Linked DNA regions of Homo sapiens: region 1 is linked to region 2. The links are chromatin loops, found by intact Hi-C in ENCODE. Cell type or tissue: prostate gland. All regions are shown on one strand. Links, peaks and the distances in the headings refer to the core of each region. The heading gives the core; the rest is flanking DNA. Region 1 holds the start of CYP3A5 (cytochrome P450 family 3 subfamily A member 5). Region 2 holds the start of CYP3A4-AS1 (CYP3A4 antisense RNA 1).

Region 1 (8,286 bases), core at 3,159-8,158, 84 kb after region 2:
CACATAGTTTGTAATGGTCACAAACTATGTGCATAGTCAGCAATACATTTTTTGTTTACTTTGATGCTACAGTTTCTAATTTTGCTTTATTTAATGCTTCTCAATATGCTTGTTTAACTGTTGCAGATCCCGCTGAAATTACGCTTAGGAGGACTTCTTCAACCAGAAAAACCCATTGTTCTAAAGGTTGAGTCAAGGGATGGGACCGTAAGTGGAACCTGAATTTCCCTAAGGACTTCTGCTTTGCTCTTCAAAAAAGCTGTGACCTAGAACACCAGAGACCTCAAATTACTTTGTGAATAGTACCCTGAAATGAAGATGGGCTTCATCCACTGTACTGCATAAATAACCAGGGATTCTGTACATGCACTGAGCTCTCTCCCTGTCTGTGTAGAGTGTTATACTTGGGAATATAAAGGAAGTGACCAAATCAGTGCTTGGGAAGTAGATTTGGCTTCTTTGTTTCTCACAGGACAATCTCAGCCACCCCTAGTTAGCACCATTAACTCCTCCTGAGCTCTGATAAAAGAATCAAAATTTCTCAATAATTTCATCCAAAATTATTAATGAAAATAAGAATTATTTTGATGGCTCTAACAGTGACATTTATATCATCTGTTTTATCTGGAGCATTCTATAATAAGTTTATATTAAGCAAATCAATAAAAACCTCTTACAAAAGTATCATCGGATACTTTCCTGAACATTAAGGAGAAATCTATAGAACTGAATGAATGAGAACCAACAAGTAAATATATGTGATCATTGTAACCATTGTTGGTGTGGGGCATTTGTCAGAACTCCAATGTGATTATTAACATAGGTGAGAATTAATCCACTGTGACTTTGCCCATTGCTTAGAAAGAACATTCATAGTTTAATTATGCCTTTTTTGACCAAGCACAGTGGCTCATGCCTGTAATCCCAGCACTTTGGGAGGCCGAGGTGGGTGGATCACCTGAGGTCAGGAGTTCGAGACCAGCCTGACCAACATGGTGAAACCCCATCTCTACTAAAAATACAAAAATTAGCTAGGTGTGGTGGTATGCACCTATAATCTCAGCTACCCAGGAGGCTGAGGCAGGAGAATCACTTGAACCTGGAGGCAGAGGTTGCAGTGAGCCGAGACGCACCATTACACTCCAGCCTGGGTGACAGAGTGAGATTCCATCTCAAAAAAAAAAAAAAAAAATTATGCCTTTTTGAAGCACATACATTTTATAACATACAACTGAATCCCTTATTATATTATTAGTTTTGATTTAATGTTTTCAAACCATCTCCCCTGATATTTCTGGGAGATGGGAAACATGTTTTCTTACACCTCTTGCATTCCATTCTCAACTCCCAACTGTCTTACTGCAATGAACACTTAATAAGAAACAGTCAATTGGTCAATTGATTGGGCAACAGGCTAAACACACTCATTCCTTGTCTGTTCCCACTTCTTTCTTTACTTTCCCTTCCTGAGTAACTTATCCTAAAGTCATTAGGTGGGTGGCAGCCAGATGGTGGCCACACATTAAGGTAGAAAAGAGAGTGTCATGATGGTTCCAAGTCAGAGACCTAGTAGGGTGAGGATCAAGTAGGTGTTCACGTGGAGAAACAGCCCGGCCTGTGTGTGGGAGTCCAAGCAAGCAGAGAAAATGTCGACACAGAGGGGTGGCCTGAAAAAGCAGCCAGAGCCTAAACAGGGCATGGAGAACATATTTAGGGCATGAGGTGAGGAGGGCATCCATGAGTGGGAAGGGATGGGTGAGGTTTCACTACATAAAGGGGATTGATGAAATAAGTAAATAAAGTATACTGGAAGCCAGGTGTGTCACTTTTGCAGAAAAGAGTCATGGATTCAGAAAGGGAGAAAACTAGCAGGAATCCTATGAAATTAGATTAAAATGGATGTATCCATGTATATTCATACCCTTCTAGATAGATAAATGGTTAGATAGGTGATAAAAAGATAACAAGAGGACAAGATAATTAGATAGACATAAATGTATGTATGTGTTTGTGTGTGTGTACAAAAAAACATATACTCCCTACTTCTCTCCACTGATAGGGCTAGGTAACAATGGCATTTCAATAGCAATGAGCACACTTAGTGGCCAGATCTTGGCTTATTAATACCATTTTCCACTGAAAGGAACCAGAGCTTTTTAGAGAAATGGCTGATTCCAGGGCCAGGATTAAGAATGTTCAAGATAAGCCTAGGATACATTTTGTGCCAGGAAGCAAGAAGATGTTCAAATGATTTCCAAGTAATGTTTGGAAATGATATTTGAAAATGATTTCCAAATGATATTTCCAAATGATTTCCAAATGATATATGGAAACACTTAAAGACTCCACTAAAGAACTATTAGATCTGATAAACAAATTCAGTAATGTTGCTGGATACAAAATCAACATACAAAAACCAGTAGCATTTCTGCATGCCAACAGTGAACAATCTGGCAAAAATAAAAAATGTAATCCCATTTACAATAACCCCAAATAAAACTAAATACCTGGGAATTAACTTAAGAGAAAGATGTCTACAATTAATATTGTAAAACACTGATGAAGGAAATTGAAGAAGACACAAAAAAGAAGGATATTCCATGTTTATATATTGTAAGCATTAATATTGTTAAAAATGTCCATACTACCCAAAGCAATGCACAGATTCAATGCAGTCTCTCAAAATACCAATGGCATTCTTCAAAGAAATAGAAAAAAAAAAACCCTAAAATTTGTATGGAACCACAAAAGACCCAGAATAGCGAAAGCTACCTTCAGCAAAAAGAACAAAACTGGAGGAATCATATTACCTGACTTCAAATTATACTACAGAGGTATAATAACCAAAACAGTATGGTACTTGTATAAAAACAGACACAGACCAATGAAATAGAATAGAGAACCCAGAAACAATTCCACACACCTACGGTGAACTCATTTTCAACAATGTTGTCAAGAACATACACTGGGGGAAAAGACAGTCTCTTCTGGTGCTGGGAAAGCTGGATTTTAACATGCAGAATAATGAAACTAGAACCCTGTATCTCACCAGACACAAAAATCAAATCAAGGTGGACGAAAGACTGAAACCTGGCTGAGTGCCGTGGCTCATGCCTGTAATCCCAGCATTTTGAGAGGCCGAGGCGGGTGTATCACTTGAGGTCAGGAGTTCAAGACCAGCCTGGCCAACATGGTGAAACCACATGTCTACCAAAAAATACAAGAGTTAGCTGGACATGCTGGTGCGTGCCTGTAGTCCCAGCTACACAGAAGGCTGAGGTGGCAGAATCACTTGGACCCAGGAGGCGGAGGTGGCAGTGAGCTGAGATCATGACAATGCACCCCAGCCTGGGCAAGAGAGTGAGACTCTGTCAGAAAAACAAAAAACAAAAAAACAAAAAACAAAACTGAAATCTGAGACCTCAAACGATGAAACTGCTACAAGAAAACATTGTGGAAACTCTTCAGGATATTGGTCTGGGCAAAACTTTCTGAAGAACTACCCCACAAGCACAGGCAACCAAAGCAAAAATGGACAAATGGATCAGATCAAGTTAAAAAGCTTCTGTACCACAAAGAAAGCAATCAACAAAGTGAAGACACAAACCACAGAATGGGAGAAAATATTTTCAAAGTCACACTCTGACAACAGATTAATAGCCAGAATACATGAAGCGCTCAAACAACTCTGTAAGGAAAAATCTAATAATCCAATCAAAAAATGGGCAAAATTTGAATAGACATTTTTCAAAAGAAGACATACAAATGCCACATAGGCATATGATAAGGTGCTCAACATCACTGGTCATTAGAGAAATGCAAATCAAAACCACAATGAGATATCATCTTACCCCAGCTAAAATGGTTTTTATCCAAAAGACAGGCAACAACAAATGCCAGCGAGAATGTGGAGAAAAGGGAACCCTTGTACACTGTTGGTGTAAATTAGTGCAACCACTATAGAGAACAATTTGGAGGTTCCTCAAAACATTAAAATTAACATTAAATAGAGCTACCACAATATCCAGAAATCCCCATGCTGGGTATATACCTGGAAGAAAGGAAATCATATATTGAAGAGATAACATCACTCCAATATTCACAATAGCCACTATTCACAAATGCCAAGATTTGGAAGCAACCTAAGTGTCCATCAACAGATGAATGGATAAAGAAAGTACTCCAATTATACACAATGGAGCACAATTCAGCCATGAAAAAAGCATGAGATCCTGTTATCTGTAATAATATGGATGGAACTGGAGGTCATCATGTTAAGTGAAATAAGCCAGGCACAGAAACACAGATATTGCAAGTTCTCACATACTTGTGGGATCTACAAATCAAAACAACTGAGCTAATGTCTGGGCCTTAGTCAGTGTTGTACCCAAGTACTGGGAGCACAGCTTTTAAAATACATCATGAATGCTTTAATACAGGAATGAATAGATGAGAGGCACAAACTGGTTGGGTGTTCTTCTGATACACAGTATCTTCCTTGACAGATTCAGTACAACTCTCAACAGGTAAGTCTCTTCATGTTATGTTACCTTATGAGGAATTAAGTGGCAGAACATGATTTCTATTATTTTCCTTTGCAGAACAAGACCAACTTTATTAGTTGGGACACAGTGTGGCTGCATTTGAGTCCCAAGCAACCATTAGTCTATTGCTATCACCACAGAGTCAGAGGGGATGAGACGCCCAGCAATCTCACCCAAGACAACTCCACCAACATTCCTGGTTACCCACCATGTGTACAGTACCCTGCTAGGAACCAGGGTCATGAAAGTAAATAATACCAGACTGTGCCCTTGAGGAGCTCACCTCTGCTAAGGGAAACAGGCATAGAAACTTACAATGGTGGTAGAGAGAAAAGAGGACAATAGGACTGTGTGAGGGGGATAGGAGGCACCCAGAGGAGGAAATGGTTACATTTGTGTGAGGAGGTTGGTAAGGAAAAATTTTAGCAGAAGGGGTCTGTCTGGCTGGGCTTGGAAGGATACGTAGGAGTCATCTAGAGGGCACAGGTACACTCCAGGCAGAGGGAATTTCGTGGGTAAAGATGTGTAGGTGTGGCTTGTGAGGATGGATTTCAATTATTCTAGAATGAAGGCAGCCATGGAGGGGCAGGTGAGAGGAGGGTTAATAGATTTCATGCCAATGGCTCCACTTGAGTTTCTGATAAGAACCCAGAACCCTTGGACTCCCCGATAACACTGATTAAGCTTTTCATGATTCCTCATAGAACATGAACTCAAAAGAGGTCAGCAAAGGGGTGTGTGCGATTCTTTGCTATTGGCTGCAGCTATAGCCCTGCCTCCTTCTCCAGCACATAAATCTTTCAGCAGCTTGGCTGAAGACTGCTGTGCAGGGCAGGGAAGCTCCAGGCAAACAGCCCAGCAAACAGCAGCACTCAGCTAAAAGGAAGACTCACAGAACACAGTTGAAGAAGGAAAGTGGCGATGGACCTCATCCCAAATTTGGCGGTGGAAACCTGGCTTCTCCTGGCTGTCAGCCTGGTGCTCCTCTATCTGTGAGTAACTGTCCAAACTCCTCTCTTTGTTTCCTTGGACTTGGGGTGCTAATCGGGCCCCTTTTCCCTTATCTGTTTTGAAGATCAAAAGAGATGTTCAAGGAGAAGTAGCTGAAGTGTTGGACGCTACAAACGCATAGAAGTTATTATTATCTTATGCAGATCTATGAATGAATAAATAAGCATTTCTCCCATCCACCTTCTAATTTTGGTGACTAGGAGGGTTTAGGGACAGCATTTGGTAGTGGGAATGATTTGATTAGCTTAGATCTGACGAAGACTAATCAATGAAAACATGGCAGCGGCAGATTACAAACTGCTGATCATGATGGACAGTGTGATCCTCATCCCCTTCCCAGGCTCTGGGGATTCTGGGTACAGGAAGGAGTGGCTTGCATTTTTGTCTCATTAATTCGCTTTCTGGGTTCTGTGTCTGCTGGAAGGGATGTGTAGCTGTATTGCCCCTGTAGACCTGGTTCCTGCTCCCCCGCCTTCCAACCCAGGATATCATTTACATAACGCACCAGGGGACACCAAGACTTCATGGGAAGCTGTCCCCTGGCTCTTCCCTCTTTCCTGTGCCATGCCCCTGAAAATCCCCTCCCTCCTATGAGTCACTCCTCCACCCTGTCATACACAGGATGGTTTATCTTGCAATGATTAACCTCTAGAGCAAAGGAGACCTGGAGGAAGTTTCGAGGATTTATTCTTTGCTTTAATCTTTTTCCTCCCGTCTCTGGGAGGCTAGGATTAATATAGAGCTTTGTTTCTCACCTAATGGGAATCTACTAGCAGCCTGAAAAGGCAGGAGCCATGAAAGCCAATTTGGATTTTACATATTTTTCCCCTTTATGTTACAGTACAGGAGGGCAAACCCTCTCACTGGTGGGATTCCTGGCATCCTAGAGCAGGTGGAGAGAAGAGTTACTTTCCACTGTGGGTAGTGGAGGCTCCACCTGTCCCATTAACTTCTACCTCAATTTGACTTTTATTAAGAGCAGGGAACCACAATGACATGAAAATAGACACTATAAACCTCATTTTAATTCTTTCACAGAAAGCTTAGGAATTCAGTGAGTTGTGGCAACATGGTTTCCATTGTCTAACATTTTTAAATGAATTGATATGGTTTAAATTCATTCATTTTTAAACCAGAATTTTTTGGAGATAGACTATTTCCAGCATGTTCCTTCTGGATGGTAAAACAGGGCTGTTAGTTCAGTATTTGTGACAATAAGTGTGTGTAAAATAATGTCACCTTTCCTGAATGTCAGGAATATGAGTCTAATGCACAAATGTATACCTCTAAGACAAGACTGCACGTCTTTTCAAATATACCTGTCCGGCCATTTATTTTAATAACTCCTTTTCGAATATACCTGCTTAGCAGATTGTCTTAAACTCTCAGGACAGGGGAGTAAGCAAGACTGTGAGCCAGTGACGATAGCAAAGGCTTCCAGGTAGGATCCATATGAAGTGAGAAAATATTCCTCAGCTCTCAGGGTAGAACTCCAAAGAGATATTCATGGGTCCTGGCCCCACCGTGGAGGTCACTCAAAGGGCAAACAGGTTGGCATCTCATCTGCTTCAAGCCTGGACACAGGGGCACCATCTGTGTCACTCTGTGTGTGGTCTGCCATGTTGTGGGCCGGTCACTACAGACTCGGGCAGCCAGGCAGACAATGCCTTAGCCTTAGACAATGCTGGTGCAGCCCAGGAGTCAGAAAATGCAGTGTAGACCAGGCCCTCCTTAGGCCAACACAATTACATGCAATAGATGACTGGCTTTTCTGTTAGTCTCTTCACTGGACCCAAAGGCTGCATTACTCTACCAGAGGGGAGCTGGAAAGAAACTAAAGAGTTCGCCCAGCACAGCATCTGCCTTGACATGGTACCATGTGAATCTAGACACTCACCAAGATCTTTCCTTGGGGGCCAATGCTGCTGACACATTAACTCAATAGCTTGTCCTCACCTGAGAGGTCAGGTAATGTGTTTAAAGTTCAGGAGCAGAGATTAGTGTCATTGATTTGACATGGCTGTGACAACAAAGGAGGGAACTGAAGTGGGAATACCCAAGGCCACCCTGGCTTTGGCAGGTGGTGCACGCACTTCCACTAACTGTTCTGGGGCAGGGAACCAAATGTATGACTGGGCCTGCTCATGCTGCCCCTGCTGAGTCCTCCAAACCCTGCCCTTCATGTAATTTCTCAGTTTTATTTTATCACATTTTATAAGTCACTGGATGTTTACAAAATGTTTGGAACCTATACTGCCTTGAAGGCTAACCTCTAAAGAGGAGTAAACAAGGTCTTAATACAACTCTCCGGGACGTTTTATCATTACTTATCTTATATGCCATACTGCACCATTTGCTATCAACAGGAAAGTACCTGGACTTTGGAAGGTCCCTCTGTGTCTTTTAGCTGAAAGTACATATGAGGCATGTGGATTCTTTTATGCACATCATCTTTTTCAGCCACATTTTTGTAGTTTGCCTCTCTGGAGCCAACTGTGTGGGGCTAGCAGCTTCACAGCTGAATCAGTGTCTGGCAACCTCTTCCTTCAGCCTCTCTTCTTCCTCCAGTTTTCCATCCCTCAGTCACACCGGAGGGGGAAGGTCTGCAAGGATCCAGAACCATCAGTTGGAGGAGTTTGCACATGACTCATGAAAGATGAGTTCCAGGCAGGCCTGCCATAGTGAACACCAGGCTTAATGGGTTTTTCCTCAGAGATACTTCACGTACAGA
Region 2 (8,286 bases), core at 2,017-7,016:
TTTTTGTTCACCTCAAAACAGTTTCTATTTGCCCTTTTGGTTTCTACTTTGACTCATTGGTTACTTAAATGTTTATTATTTAACTTCCACATATGTGTGAGTTTCTCAATTTTCTTTCCCTTATTGATTTTATCTTTATTCCATGATAGGTGACAGAGATATGCTGTGTTATTTCTATCTTGACTACCTACTATTTCTTGAACAGCAAGATTAATTTTGAGCTTCAGATTATGATTTGGGTTATTCTAGGAGACTGTAGTCCAATAGATAAAGGCAAAGAGATTAGGGCATTGAATTTTGTTCCTTTTATCCTTCAAAAGATGCACAAGGGGCTGCTGATCTCACTGCTGTAGCGGTGCTCCTTATGCATAGACCTGCCCTTGCTCAGCCACTGGCCTGAAAGAGGGGCAAAAGTCATAGAAGGAATGGCTTCCAGTTGAGAACCTTGATGTCTTTTACTCTTCTGGTTGGTAGAGAAAACTAGAATTGCTCCAGGTAAATTTTGCACATTCACAATGAATTTCTTTTTCTGTTTTTGTTTTGTTTTTCCTACAGCAGTCTTTCCATTCCTCATCCCAATTCTTGAAGTATTAAATATCTGTGTGTTTCCAAGAGAAGTTACAAATTTTTTAAGAAAATCTGTAAAAAGGATGAAAGAAAGTCGCCTCGAAGATACACAAAAGGTAAAATGTGGTGGTAGTTATAGGAGGATGTTTAGTTTTTCATAATTTTTTAGATAATATACATATGATCAGTGCAGTTACCTGTATGTTTTTAAAGAATGCTTTTAACATGAAGACTGCTCATGTTTAGAGCAAGAGAATTCATTTGGTAGAAATGCAGAAAGTGGGGTTTGGGGAAGGAGATATGAGAATGAGTCAGAGACAGCACATGAAATTTGATATCAGACACAACAATTAGTATGCCACGGCATAAATTTTATTGAGATAAAACTTTACCACTTTACTTCCCTTCAATAAATTGTCAGAGGATAAACATTACTGTTTGGAAATATATTTTACTGATATTATGCTTTCCCCAGATCATAAATTGGTAAAGACTCATTTCAAGTACAAACCTGTTATTTTACACATTCTCAAATGAAAGTCCCTATCAGGCCACCTGCTGAAGTGTAGCGTGTGTTAAATTTGAGCCATCTCACATGATAGCCAGATTTGTTTCAGGAAAACATCCTGCTTTCCAAGGATTTAGAAGGGTATGTTTTTCACTGGTGATTCAGGCAACATGCATCAGATTTCTGGTCTTCAAGGAGCCATATTCTCAGAAGGGAGATCAAGGACCACGCTTGTGATTTACTTCTGACTTCAGGAGCCACTTTCTGTCAGTGAAATTTCTCTTTTTGCTTCTAGCACCGAGTGGATTTCCTTCAGCTGATGATTGACTCTCAGAATTCAAAAGAAACTGAGTCCCACAAAGGTAACCAGAGTGTTTCTGAGGGCTACTTGTGGGGCACTCAGAGGGAAGGCCTTGTTCTGAAAATGTGCAGGAAGTATTCCAGGATGATGAGAATTTCTGCCACATAGCAGAACGACACATGTTTGAATGTTATAAGTGGTAGTTGGAGGCACTTTCTAGAGGCATGCAGGCATAGATAGCCATGTTCTAAGAGTAAAGGGCAACCCTAAGCAAACCTGGCATGCTAGAAAGTCAGTCTGCGGTCTGTGGATCACCTACATCAGATCAAATGCCAATTCTCAGCCTCCTTCAGATCCACTGAATAAAAATTTCTGCCTAGAAATTTATTAGGTTGCTGCAAAATTAATTGTGGGTTTTTCCATTACTTTTAATTGCAAAAAAATGCAATTAAAAGTAATGGCAAAAACCACAATAACTTTTGCAGCTACCTAATACATCTAACATCCAATCAGGAGCCACGCTGTTCCAAAAGGGGTGATTTTAACTGGCAGTACTTGTTGAAAGTGTGTTCACCAGGTTAATCTACTGCAAAGTTATTTTCCACTTTGGAATGGATTAGTAACTTGTGGGGAAAACCTCTGAGACCGTGTAAATATCCTCTTTGTCTTCAATGTTTCACCTACGAGTTTTACAACCCATGTATGTTTTTTACTGAAGTCACTATTACTATGACAGTGGCAAAATGATGACCATGGTCAATTACAAGCCACCAAGACTTGGCAACCATCTCACAAAATTCCTGAATATTTAACTATTGGTTCTAGAGAGCAGGACTGGGCTTACTCCAGCATACTGCTTTAAATATATCCATGTCTACATCCACTTTTGTCTGTATGTCTATGTATCTATCTATGTATCTATCTAGCTATGTATCTATCTATCTATCTATCATCTATCTATCTATCATCTATCCATCTATCATCTATCATTTATCCATCTATCATCTATCTACTTATATATTATCTATCTATCATCTAACTATTCATCTATCTATCCCAATATAACTTGCTGTGATAAAGGAAATAGTCTATTGTTTTACTGTTTCATATAGAAATCACTAGACACATATGGCTATTGAGCACTGGATATGTGGCTAGTGCCATTGAAGATCAATTTTAAATGGTATTTCAGTTTAATTTAATAAAATTTGATTTTAAATAGCCACTAGTGGGTAGTGGCTACCATATTGGACAGCAGAGCTCTAAACTTTGAGATTATAGTTCAATTTCACATCAGTATCATCAGGTTCATGATAACTGAATACTATGATTAGGTAGTTGAATTTACTTATAACTGCATCACAGAAGTCTTCACTGGTAAATCACAGCTCTGTCGACCTTTCTCACACTCCTTTCATATTGGTTTTGGTTGTGAATTACATGGTTGGAGCAGGCATTATATTTATTTCTATGTTCCAGGTCTCTAAAGGTCCTAATCCAGTCCTGATCAAACAGACCAGTGATGGACCATCCTGAGCTTCTCTCAGGAGAAAAATCAAGAGGGGCCCAACTTGTAATCATAGGAGCTTATGCTATTTTAATGCCATCCATCAGACTACAATCAATTACCACTCATCTAGCTTTTTGTCCATCTCTCATTCTTGTACATCCTGAGATAGTCAATTCTGAGAACTGTAGCCTAGATCTATCACCTGATGCCTCTCAAAGATATAATCCGTGCTTCTCAAGCTAGGCTATGCACACAAATCACTGCATCTTGTGAAAGTTCAGATTTTGAATCAGTAGTTCAAGGGTGGGGTTTGAGATTTTGCATTTCTAATGAGCTCTCAGATGCTTCTGACCCATGGACCACACTTTGAATACCAAGAAGTGGTCTGTAGACCAATATTGGTCCCTTAAGTTCCCTCAAACATATCTTCGGGAAACGTCCTTTGATTTTCCCTACATTTAACCATTAGTGTTGCAAATTCTCTCAAAGTTTGTCAAGATATATTGTAGCTAAAATAAATTACATTTTTCTTGGGGGAGAGTACTACCTCATATTAACTTACAATAAAGTACTTTTAGGATCATTCAAGGAACACACCCATAACACTGAGTATGTTATGCGGAAATGCTCTCTCTGGAAATTACACAGCTGTGCAGGTGGCGGGGGTGGCATGAGGAGGAGTGGATGGCCCACATTCTCGAAGACCTTGGGGAAAACTGGATTAAAATGATTTGCCTTATTCTGGTTCTGTAAGATACACATCAGAATGAAACCACCCCCAGTGTACCTCTGAATTGCTTTTCTATTCTTTTCCCTTAGGGATTTGAGGGCTTCACTTAGATTTCTCTTCATCTAAACTGTGATGCCCTACATTGATCTGATTTACCTAAAATGTCTTTCCTCTCCTTTCAGCTCTGTCCGATCTGGAGCTCGTGGCCCAATCAATTATCTTTATTTTTGCTGGCTATGAAACCACGAGCAGTGTTCTCTCCTTCATTATGTATGAACTGGCCACTCACCCTGATGTCCAGCAGAAACTGCAGGAGGAAATTGATGCAGTTTTACCCAATAAGGTGAGTGGATGGTACATGGAGAAGGAGGGAGGAGGTGAAACCTTAGCAAAAATGCCTCCTCACCACTTCCCAGGAGAATTTTTATAAAAAGCATAATCACTGATTCTTTCACTGACTCTATGTAGGAAGGCTCTGAAAAGAAAAAGAAAGAAACATAGCAAATGGTTGCTACTGGCAGAAGCGTAAGATCTTTGTAAAACGTGCTGGCTCTGGTTCATCTGCTTTCTATTACTACAATAATGCTAAGTAAAAAACCTCCAAAAACCTCAGTGGCATCTAACAATAAGCATTTGTTGCTCACACTCATTTCACATTGGTTTTGGTTGTGAATTACATGTTTGCAGCAGGCACCATAGTGGTGTGTGATGTCCCCTTAGCTGTATCCACATATGGACACAGGAATTTGCTCTTTTTATCTCTTTTTATTTTCTTGGTTACAGACATGTGACTTTTTTTTTTGAAAGGTAACAATCACTTTCTCATATGTTATTTGATGCTAGTGGTCATAGCCTATTAGTCACATTTGTTTCAATGAGAAAGAAAAACCAGTACACGGTTATGCTAAGGATTTCAGTCCCTGGGGTGAGAGCCGTCTCGAATGTCTCCCCACTTCATAACTCCTCCACACATCATAGTTGGATAGTGAGCTCTGCTGATATTGGCAGGACTTGCTCTGGTCTGGCTGTAGTCTGACGGAGCCTGGCCCTGGGTGTGCTGTGCAGGCTGACTCAGCTCTCCCCACACCTATCTCATGTTCCAGTCAGGCAGTAACTGGTGAAGAAGCCAAGCTAGGAACCAGGATATCTGGCTCCTGAGCTAAAGTCTTAAAACACTATCATATTGCCTTCCAAATATAACACCAAATACTAGGTGCATATCACCCACACTGTTTTCAGACCTCTGCCAAAATTGGGATTCTTTGTGGTATGAAGAGACACGGCTTTGGGGCTGGCCCGGCTGTGGCAGTGAGGTGAACACAAAGGGATGTTCTTCAGAGATTACAGTCCAGCCCTGAAGCAACAACTAGGAGACTGTTTCAGCAAGTGAGGACAGGGCTGTGTGGGGTTCTATCCTCTTTATAACTTCCACTAGCACTGAAATCGTGTTCTCTGGTTACATCCAACCAGAACCTTCTTTGTCATTTTTGGGATAGAAAGGGACTAGTTTATCCTCAAATTATTTATGGAGATTTTATATAATATAGTGTTTCTCTCCACATTTTCTGTATATAACAAAAGTCCTCCTTTTAGTGTGTGTATACACATATATATACACATATATATGTGTGTGTGTATGTGTGTGTGTATATATATATAGACATATATACACGGTTATGCTAAGGATTTCAGTCCCTGGGGTGAGAGCCTTCCCGAATGCTTCCCACCTTCATAACTCCTCCACACATCTCAGTGGGCCACTGAGCACAGCAATGGGCATGACAGTTATTAAAACACTTTATAAATGCTTCGATCCTTTACCAGTATGAGTTAGTCTCTGGAGCTCCTAATACTTCATTAGTACTGCATGGACTGAGTTAAAAGTTAATTCAAAATCTCAATTTATCCAAATCTGTTTCGTTCTTTCCAGGCACCACCCACCTATGATACTGTGCTACAGATGGAGTATCTTGACATGGTGGTGAATGAAACGCTCAGATTATTCCCAATTGCTATGAGACTTGAGAGGGTCTGCAAAAAAGATGTTGAGATCAATGGGATGTTCATTCCCAAAGGGGTGGTGGTGATGATTCCAAGCTATGCTCTTCACCGTGACCCAAAGTACTGGACAGAGCCTGAGAAGTTCCTCCCTGAAAGGTACAAGGCCCCTGGGAAGGGAGCCCTCCCTGAACCAGCCTGGTTCAAGCATATTCTGCCTCTCTTAATCTACAGGACAGTCATGTGGTTGTATAATTATTTGCTTGTATTTTTATATTTAGAGATTTTTTTAATCATCAAATTGATTATTGTCACACTTTACAAACCATAGACTAGAAAAAAGAAAACTACAGTCATCCACAATTCCAACAACTTACGATGAAGGTCATCAGTTATGTCCTTATGGGTCATCAGTGTCCAAAATGTAAGGACTCTTTTAAAAACACATGATCACAATGCTATTATTATGTCCCCCAAATGAATATTTTTTTCATAAATATAATCAAATATTTAGGAATAACATTTTAATAAAAAACATGCATCTAATCTTCAAAGAATTTTATAGCTTACTGGAACAGATAGACAAAGAAAGCAGTGATGATACTGCATTACATCGGTACAGTAGCATCATATGCCTGTGTAAATTATCTGACTTCAACTATTCTATGGAGGTGTGGGGGAGAAAGAGGGAGAGATGGAGAGAAGAAGAAGGAGGAGAAGGAGGGAGAAGACAAGGTAAGGAGGAGAAGGAGGAGAATTAGAAAAACAAGAGAGGAGATGAGAAGGAAAGTGCAAAATAACAATTTTGAAATAGTACAAGACAATTTCCCCTTCTCCTTCCTCATGACCAATGTAAGTGTGACTTGAGGCAGGAACCTACTTTTCCATCAGTCAGTCCCATCACTTATGTGCCTTTTATAGTGTGGACACATCACCACCCTGAATATAATTTCAGTGTTTAGAAATAAGTATTCTTTGCAACACTATTTATCTCATCTCAACAAGACTGAAAGCTCCTATAGTGTCAGGAGAGTAGAAAGGATCTGTAGCTTACAATTCTCATAGCAAAATAAGCATAGCAGGATTTCAATGACCAGCCCACAAAAGTATCCTGTGTACTACTAGTTGAGGGGTGGCCCCTAAGTAAGAAACCCTAACATGTAACTCTTAGGGGTATTATGTCATTAACTTTTTAAAAATCTACCAACGTGGAACCAGATTCAGCAAGAAGAACAAGGACAACATAGATCCTTACATATACACACCCTTTGGAAGTGGACCCAGAAACTGCATTGGCATGAGGTTTGCTCTCATGAACATGAAACTTGCTCTAATCAGAGTCCTTCAGAACTTCTCCTTCAAACCTTGTAAAGAAACACAGGTTAGTCAATTTTCTATAAAAATAATGTTGTATTAATAATTCTTTTAACTGAGTGGTCTGTATTTTTTAAAAAGAATATGCTTGTTTAATCTTTTACTAATTTGTTCTCTGGGCCAAAGAATCAATTAGGCCCATCTGTGATCTTTAAGGGTGCTTCAGTTCTGGAGTTCAAAAGCTGTAGCATCAAAAACATCATGTAAAGCCCATGTAGATTAGCATGGCATAATTATCTGCAGTCTCCTTGAACTTGAGCAAAGTTTACATTCAGTTTCAAGTCGATTGGAAAGATGGGGAAGTATTTTGCACAGTCATGAAGTGTAATGATTACCTTGTTGTGACTTTTGAATGCTGCTCTTCCCAACCAGAACTTGGAGAAGCTTTCTCATGAGAGTGGCTCCCAACCACTAGCTGTACATTGGAATCACCAGGGAGCTTTAAAAATTCATGATGTCTGGGATATCACAGAAATTCTAAACTAATTTGCCCAGAGTGTGGCTTTAAAAGCTTCCCCATTGCTTCTCATGTGAAGCCAAGGTTGAGAATGACTAATTTAAGGCATTTCTGGTGGATATAAAGGACTACCACAGTCCAAGGCCATCCTGACTGACCTCACCTTCCAGGTGCCTAGCTCCATCCAGCTGGGCTCCTTTTCAACCCAATTATAACTCTATTAATGTTGTTCCCAGCCAGGCATGGTGGCTCATGCCTGTAATCCCAGCACTTTGGGAGGCCGAAGCAGGCGGATCATGAGGTCAGGAGATCGAGACCATCCTGGCTAACACGGTGAAACCCCGTCTCTACTAAAAATACAAAAAATTACCCTGGAGAGGTGGCAGGCACCTGTAGTCCCAGCTACTCTGGAGGCTGAGGCAGGAGAATGGCATGAACCCCAGGGAGCGGAGCCTGCAGTGAGCCGAGATTGGGCCACTGCACTCCAGCCTGGGTGACAGCGAGACTCTGTCTCAAAAAAAAAAAAATGTTGTTCCCTTTCTCCTCATTTTGTTCTTATCTTTCAAGTCCTAGTTCAATCCCCAAGCCCCTCCAAAGTGTCTTCTCCTCCTAGTCCAGGGCCCATTTACTTCTCTGCTCTGTTATTGGATACTGGAGGCTATTATCATAAATTTGACAATTTGCCATTAAATCATTGAGTTTTATTCTCTATATTTTCTTTGTATCTAAAATGTCTTCCCCCCTCCATTAACAATATCCTCTCATTTTATTCCTTTTTAAAATATCCCAGTGGTGCCTTGCAAGGGACTGTATCTAATGCAAGCATTTGGTAAATGTTTAA

What was found. Peaks named below come from ENCODE experiments on the same cell type or tissue, not always from the same donor. Only the 100,000 strongest peaks of a DNase experiment are listed, where the experiment ranks them.
Region 1: a loop joins it to region 2, with 6 times the contacts of the local background. A loop is called at or near these places in 2 of 110 quality-filtered maps.

What each region holds. Positions count from the first base shown.
Region 1 is chr7:99,677,076-99,685,361 of GRCh38, reverse strand. It overlaps CYP3A5 (cytochrome P450 family 3 subfamily A member 5), which reads left to right and starts at 5,366. Exons shown (of 13, transcript NM_000777.5): 1 at 5,366-5,536. The coding sequence starts at 5,466. It overlaps CYP3A7-CYP3A51P (CYP3A7-CYP3A51P readthrough), which reads left to right. Exons shown (of 15, transcript NM_001256497.3): 15 at 127-685. The coding sequence ends at 136. It also overlaps a transcript of ZSCAN25 not described here and the pseudogene CYP3A51P. RefSeq lists promoters at 4,675-5,413, 5,281-5,446. In prostate gland, for the core only: no CTCF peak of the experiment used is centred there; DNase peaks (open chromatin) are centred at 5,371 and 6,141; H3K4me3 peaks cover 2,826 bases; H3K27ac peaks cover 2,733 bases.
Region 2 is chr7:99,759,528-99,767,813 of GRCh38, reverse strand. It overlaps CYP3A4 (cytochrome P450 family 3 subfamily A member 4), which reads left to right. Exons shown (of 13, transcript NM_017460.6): 8 at 556-683; 9 at 1,371-1,437; 10 at 3,799-3,959; 11 at 5,547-5,773; 12 at 6,833-6,995. It overlaps CYP3A4-AS1 (CYP3A4 antisense RNA 1), which reads right to left and starts at 3,882. Exons shown (of 1, transcript NR_198962.1): 1 at 918-3,882. RefSeq lists an enhancer at 3,903-4,183. In prostate gland, for the core only: no CTCF peak of the experiment used is centred there; a DNase peak (open chromatin) is centred at 4,663.